Regions from separate parts of the Homo sapiens genome. Here region 1 is linked to region 2. A link is a loop called in an ENCODE intact Hi-C map of the cell type or tissue named here. Cell type or tissue: PC-9. All regions are shown on one strand. Links, peaks and the distances in the headings refer to the core of each region. The heading gives the core; the rest is flanking DNA.

Region 1 (2,916 bases), core at 95-2,594, 220 kb after region 2:
CTGAGTAGAGTTTGATGGTGTGTGTATATATATAATATTTGATTTATCCACTCATTGGTTGATGGGCATTTAGGCTGGTTCCATATTTTTGTAATTGTGAATTTTACAATACTTAAAATATTTTAAGGAATACTTAAAATAGCTGCAGTGCAGGATAGAAAGTGTGCACAAATGATCACCTTTTAAATAGATGCATGAGAGGAAATAACTCTGAAATGCAGTGGTAAGTATGGTTCAGTGGAGCCCTCAGGACCTATCTCAGTGTGTTCCTCTAGCATCTCTTCTAGTTTCCTCGTGCGCTCTGCTTTCTAGCTGCACCTGCCTTAAGCTTAGCACCTGTCCTATTCCCTCCTTCACTCTGTGCCCCAGGTTCCCTTGTGTTTTCATTAGCACCTGTTGTATTCCCTCCTGGACTCTGCTCTCCAGCTGCACCTGTGTTCTCCTTAGCCCCTGTCCTATTCCCTCCTTCACTCTGTCCCTCAGCTGCCCTGTGTTCTCCCTAGCACCTGTCCCAGTTCCCTCCTGCACCCTGCTCTCCAGCCGCACCTGCATGTTTCTTAACACCTGTTCTAGTTCCCGCCTTCATTCTGCTCTCCAGCTGCACCTGCATGTTCCTTAGCACCTGGCCTATTCCCTCCTGCACTCTGCTCTCCAGCTGCACCTGTGTTCTCCTTAACACCTGTCCTATTTCCTCCTTCACTCTGCTCCCCAGCAGCACCTGTGGACCCACAGGTGGCTTTTCAGCTGTGCCTCCTGCCTATGCCCTGAGGAGCCCAGCACCCAAGAGTGAATGGATCAAAGTACTGACTCCATTTTTGGGTCGATCGTCATTCTAGGCTCTTCATACACAACGTACAAGGCAACACATCAAGTAGATATTGTTATTTTTATTTAACTAGAAGGAAATTAAAGTTCATAAAAGTTATACCCCGAGATCTAGTGCATGGAAAAAGGGGTTTGTGTGATTCTTTCCACTGCTGCTCTGTACACTCAGAGCCCTATTCCTCCCTGAAAGAAATTCTGTTCCTAAACACTGCAGTCACTGAGATTCTTCACTTTCTTACTGTCTCTTACTTTTATTTTTTTATTTTGTAGGCAGTGCAGTGGCTCTATCTTGGCTCACTGTAACCTCCATCTCCCAGGTTCAAGCAATTCTTCTGCCGCAGCCTCCCAAGTAGCTGGTACTGCAGCCACACACCACCATGCCCAGCTAATTTTTGTATTTTTGGTAGAGACAGGCTTTCACTGTGTTTCCCAGGCTGCTCTCGAACTCCTGATGTCAAGTGATCCACCTGCCTCGAACTCCCAAAGTGCTGGGATTACAGGCGTGAGCCACCATGCCCAGCCTTCACTTTCTTCTCTGAGTCAGAGATCTCTAGCAAGATAGCCTTTTCACAACTTTTATTGCAATGGAAATATTTCAGACCTTTGTCAGGTTAAACTGTTAAAGGTATGTCTGTTTGTCTGTGATACGCTGAATTTAGGAATGTATGACTCAGTAATGAAAAGTTGATCTGGCATCACCCTAGGCATTTGAGCTCCCAGATGGAGAAGGATCTGTTTTTCCAATCACTGACAAAGCCTGGCATGATCATGGCTTGCAGGAATGCAGCACCCCAAGAGGACCCTAGCAATTGGGAGAATTTTGTTTACATGACAGCCCCAAATGACCTTAAATTCTAAATAAAAGTTTGAAGGGTGATTTGTATAAGGGCCTTGTTTTTTGTTTTTTGTTTTGAGATGGAGTGTCACTCTGTCGCTTAGGCTGGAGTGCATTGGGGTGATCTCGGCTCACTGCAACCTCCACTTCCCAAGTTCAAGTGATTCTCGGGCCTCAGCCTCCCAAGTAGCTGAAATTACAGGTGCTCGCCACTATGCCCAGCTAATTTTTTGTATTTTTAGTAGAGACGGGGTTTCACCATGTTGGCCAGGCTGGTCTCGAACTCCTGGCCTTGTGATTTGCCTGCCTCAACCTCCCAAAGTGCTGGGATTACAGACGTGAGCCACCTGCCCAGCCAGGGCCTTGTTTTTAAAGAAAAAAAATTATATATATATATAAAATATACTGGTGAACATTTTACTCAATATTTAAAAATCTGTAAGACCTTTCAGTACATAAAGCTTATATAACAAAATCTAGCAAAAGTCTATAAAATCTAAACACATTTCTAAAAGAAAGGGTGGTGCCACGAAAGTTTACATGCTGAGGCTTTCAGGGTGGCTGTGCTGTGTTGGATGTGGGCAGTGTTCTCTGTCTCGTCGTTTTGCATATATGACAGTTCTGGCTCACAAGAGCCCTGGGAGCCCATCTGTCAGCCTGCATCTTGTGGCATTTGGCAAGTAAGATCTGTTTAATATAAGGTGTCAGTAAAGCCAAGGTTATGATATCTAAAAATAATCAACACTAATTCCCTAGAAATTTAGTCTCTTTTGACCAAACCACTGGTGCAATGTGGAGTTACTGCATTATATGTAAGAAGAATAACACCCTCACTCCAGCATCTGAACCAGAACTGACACTCGGTGGTGATTCCCCCTTTATTCTAGGAGGTATTAATGTTAGCTATGGCAATGTAAAACCAATGTTTTTGGAGGCAGTAGGGGCAGAGAATGGAAAGTCCTCTACAGCCGTCAACATGGGGAGTGAGACAATGCAGGTGTTGACTCACGGAACTGGACAAGAATCTGCTGCTCCTTCTCTACTTAGAGTCTCTATCATTTGCATAGAAGGCTTAAACGCAGGGAAGGCATGAGGATTCCGTGTAAACTTCAGTAAGCTGCATAAACAGAGGCGGTGATGTTTTATGTCTCTGATCTTTTCCAAGGACATCTGGCCTCCGGGTTGCAGCGCGATGCTTACTAACAGAAGCTGACTCAGTTGTGTTTTCTGGTTTTGGGGAATATCTTTAATCTCCA
Region 2 (2,916 bases), core at 128-2,627:
TAGTTATAGTTTTAACTCCCACCCCAGATAATTTCAAAGGCTTAATACCAATAAGACAAGTAACAAGGAGATGATTGATTGAAATTTAGGATTTCAGTGGCTCTATTTGTCTTTAAACTATGGCTCACTAAATCTGCATACTTGAAGTGCTGCGTTCTGGCGATGCTCTGATGACACACGAAGTAATAGGCTGTGTGACTGTCACCAGCCTGATGTGCAGTTGGGCTGCAGAACCCTGTGATGCTGCCTAGCCCAGCCAGCCCCAGGTCACTCCTCAGACTCAAACTTGATTCTGACACCACCAGCACCCGGGATGCTGCCTAGGGGCTTTCTCTGGTGGCAGGAGCATGTCCTGGATTAGGCCGGGGTGCCCGGAATTGACCATCCTGACCCTGTGGAGCGTGGGCTGGTGAAGGAATGCACCAGCTCCCACAATGAGCACGGGCCCAGCTGCCCACGTGGGATCCGGCTCCCAGACACCCTGTGCCCTCACCTCTTTCCTGTCTTACCTCCCGCTTCCCTTCAGCTGCTGCTCAGGGCCACCTTCCAAATTTTGGTCTCAGGGTTGGCACCTGCAGAAGACAATCCAAGGAATTTAGATTCATTCATTTCAGATACTATTCTTTCAATTTTAGGGACTATCTTAAAACTTAGTTTGGTAATATGTAAAACACTTATAATTTCAAAGTCCAGATATTACTTCAGAGTCTATTTCAGTCTCACTTCCACCATTGACCCCTGTCCTCCACAGCAACCACTTTAGTTTTTTATCTTTGTACTGTTTTAAGAAAAAGCAAATATATATTTGCATTATATGATATGTACTCTGCCCCTTATCAATAGGTCTTCCTCATCCCTCCTTCTGGTACTGAGTTCCCCACTGTACGAATTAATGTTCCTAATCCCCTACTGATGGACATTTTGATTGTTTCCAGTTTTACAAATGCCACAGTGAAGAACTTGGTTGCAAACATATTTAGGCGTGAAAAGAACTCTGTGAGTAAAGTCCTTTCATTTTTTTGCCAGAGTTTTTTTTGAGGCAGTCTAGAATTGCTGAGTCAAAGGGCAAATGCCACATACTTTTGTTAGATGCTGCCAAATCCTCTTCCATGAGGTTGCAATGTTCTGCATTCCACAGTGACGTATGAGAGTCCTTGTATCCCACAGCTTCATAAACAAAGCATGATGTCAAACCTGCACATTTACCAATCACACAGGTGAGAAATTTTATCCTAGTTTCACCTTTGTTTTTGGTTCGCATTTTTATGACCAGCTTTTTTATGGTGTAATGCACAGAAGATAATGAACACACTCTACCCACAAGCTTCTTCCTGTGCCTTTGGAATCTGCTCCTGCCAGTCTGCAGGGAACCACGGATCTGCTTTCCGTCACGTAGGAGGCATTCTCGACACCCTCTGTACACAGTATGCACTTTTAAAATTTGGCTTCTCTTACACAGCATAGTGACTTTCAGATTTATTCAAGCTGCTGCGTGCACCAATAGTCCGCTCCTTCCTAGTGCTGAGGCCCCCATCACATGAGCACAACTGTTTCCTGTGTGTGATGTGTTGTTCTCTGGCTGTGCACTGCCAAAAAAGACATCATTAAAAAAAAAATCTAAATATAATGTAAAACCTGCCTTGTCTTAGGAAAAGTTTTTCTGGCAGTGGCTCACACCTATAATCCCAATACTCTGGGAGGCTGAGGCAGGAGGACTGCTTGAGCCCAGGAGTTTGAGACCAGCCTGGGCAAGATGGTGAAACCCTGTCTCTGTAAAAAATATAAAAATTAGCCAGGCATGGTGGCTCACACCTGTAGTCTCAGCTCCTTGGGAGGCTGAGGTGGGAGGATTGCTGGAGCCCCGGAGGTGGAGGTTGCAGTGAGCCGAGATCACAGCACTGCACTCCAGCCTGGGCAGCATGGCAAGACTCTGTCTCTACCAAGAAAAAAAACAAAAAATTAATATAAGGAAAAACAAAAGGTTTTTCTTACCAAAAATACACTTTAAGGAACAAATTTATCATATTAAGTTGGTGCAAAAGTAATCGTGGCTTTTACCATTGAAAGTAATGGCAAAAACTGCAATTACTTTTGCACCAACCTAATATTACTTTCTAATGACAAACTTGGAAATAATTGTCATTGTTCTCTAAAAAGAACAGCCTAAAAATAAAGCAGCAGCCCATTTACTTCTATGCCAGTTCTTTTAGTATTTGGTTATTTAAACTGGTGGTCCCTAACCTTGTTGGCACCAGGGACTGGTTTCATGGAAGACACTTTTTCCACGGACAAGTGTGGGGATGGTGGGGATGGTTTGGAGATGAAACGGTTCCATCTCAGATCATCAGCATTAGATTTTCATAAGCGGCGCATAACCTAGATCCTTCGCATGTGCAGTTCACAACAGGGTTCCACTCCTATGAGAATCTAATGCCACCACTGATCTGGCAGGAGGCGGAGCTCGCCCAGTAATGATATGACAGGGGGCGGATCTCACACAGTAATGCTTGGACAGGAGGCGGAGCTCACACGGTAATGCTCTGCCGGGAGGCGGAGCTCACACGGTAATGCTCTGACGGGAGGCGGAGCTCACACGGTAATGCTCTGTCGGGAGGCGGAGCTCACACGGTAATGCTGTGACGGGAGGCGGAGCTCACACGGTAATGCTCTGTCGGGAGGCGGAGCTCACACGGTAATGCTCTGGCGGGAGGCGGAGCTCACACGGTAATGCTCTGACGGGAGGCGGAGCTCACACGGTAATGCTCTGCCGGGAGGCGGAGCTCACACGGTAATGCTGTGACGGGAGGCGGAGCTCACACGGTAATGCTGTGACGGGAGGCGGAGCTCACACGGTAATGCTGTGACGGGAGGCGGAGCTCACACGGTAATGCTGTGACGGGAGGCGGAGCTCACACG

The links. A loop is a pair of places that touch in the nucleus more often than their neighbours do. Peaks named below come from ENCODE experiments on the same cell type or tissue, not always from the same donor. Only the 100,000 strongest peaks of a DNase experiment are listed, where the experiment ranks them.
Region 1: it touches region 2 in a loop (12-fold over the local background); 1 of 110 quality-filtered maps calls a loop at or near these places.

What each region holds. Positions count from the first base shown.
Region 1 is chr5:46,067-48,982 of GRCh38, reverse strand. All of the region lies in intron 1 of LOC105374602 (a long non-coding RNA gene), which reads left to right. Among named protein-coding and RNA genes, the nearest start is that of PLEKHG4B, 45 kb to the left of the region's middle. In PC-9, for the core only: no CTCF peak of the experiment used is centred there; a DNase peak (open chromatin) is centred at 1,482; H3K27me3 peaks cover 108 bases.
Region 2 is chr5:261,979-264,894 of GRCh38, reverse strand. It overlaps a transcript of SDHA not described here. Among named protein-coding and RNA genes, the nearest start is that of PDCD6-DT, 8.1 kb to the left of the region's middle. In PC-9, for the core only: no CTCF peak of the experiment used is centred there; a DNase peak (open chromatin) is centred at 1,164; H3K4me3 peaks cover 537 bases; H3K27ac peaks cover 2,437 bases.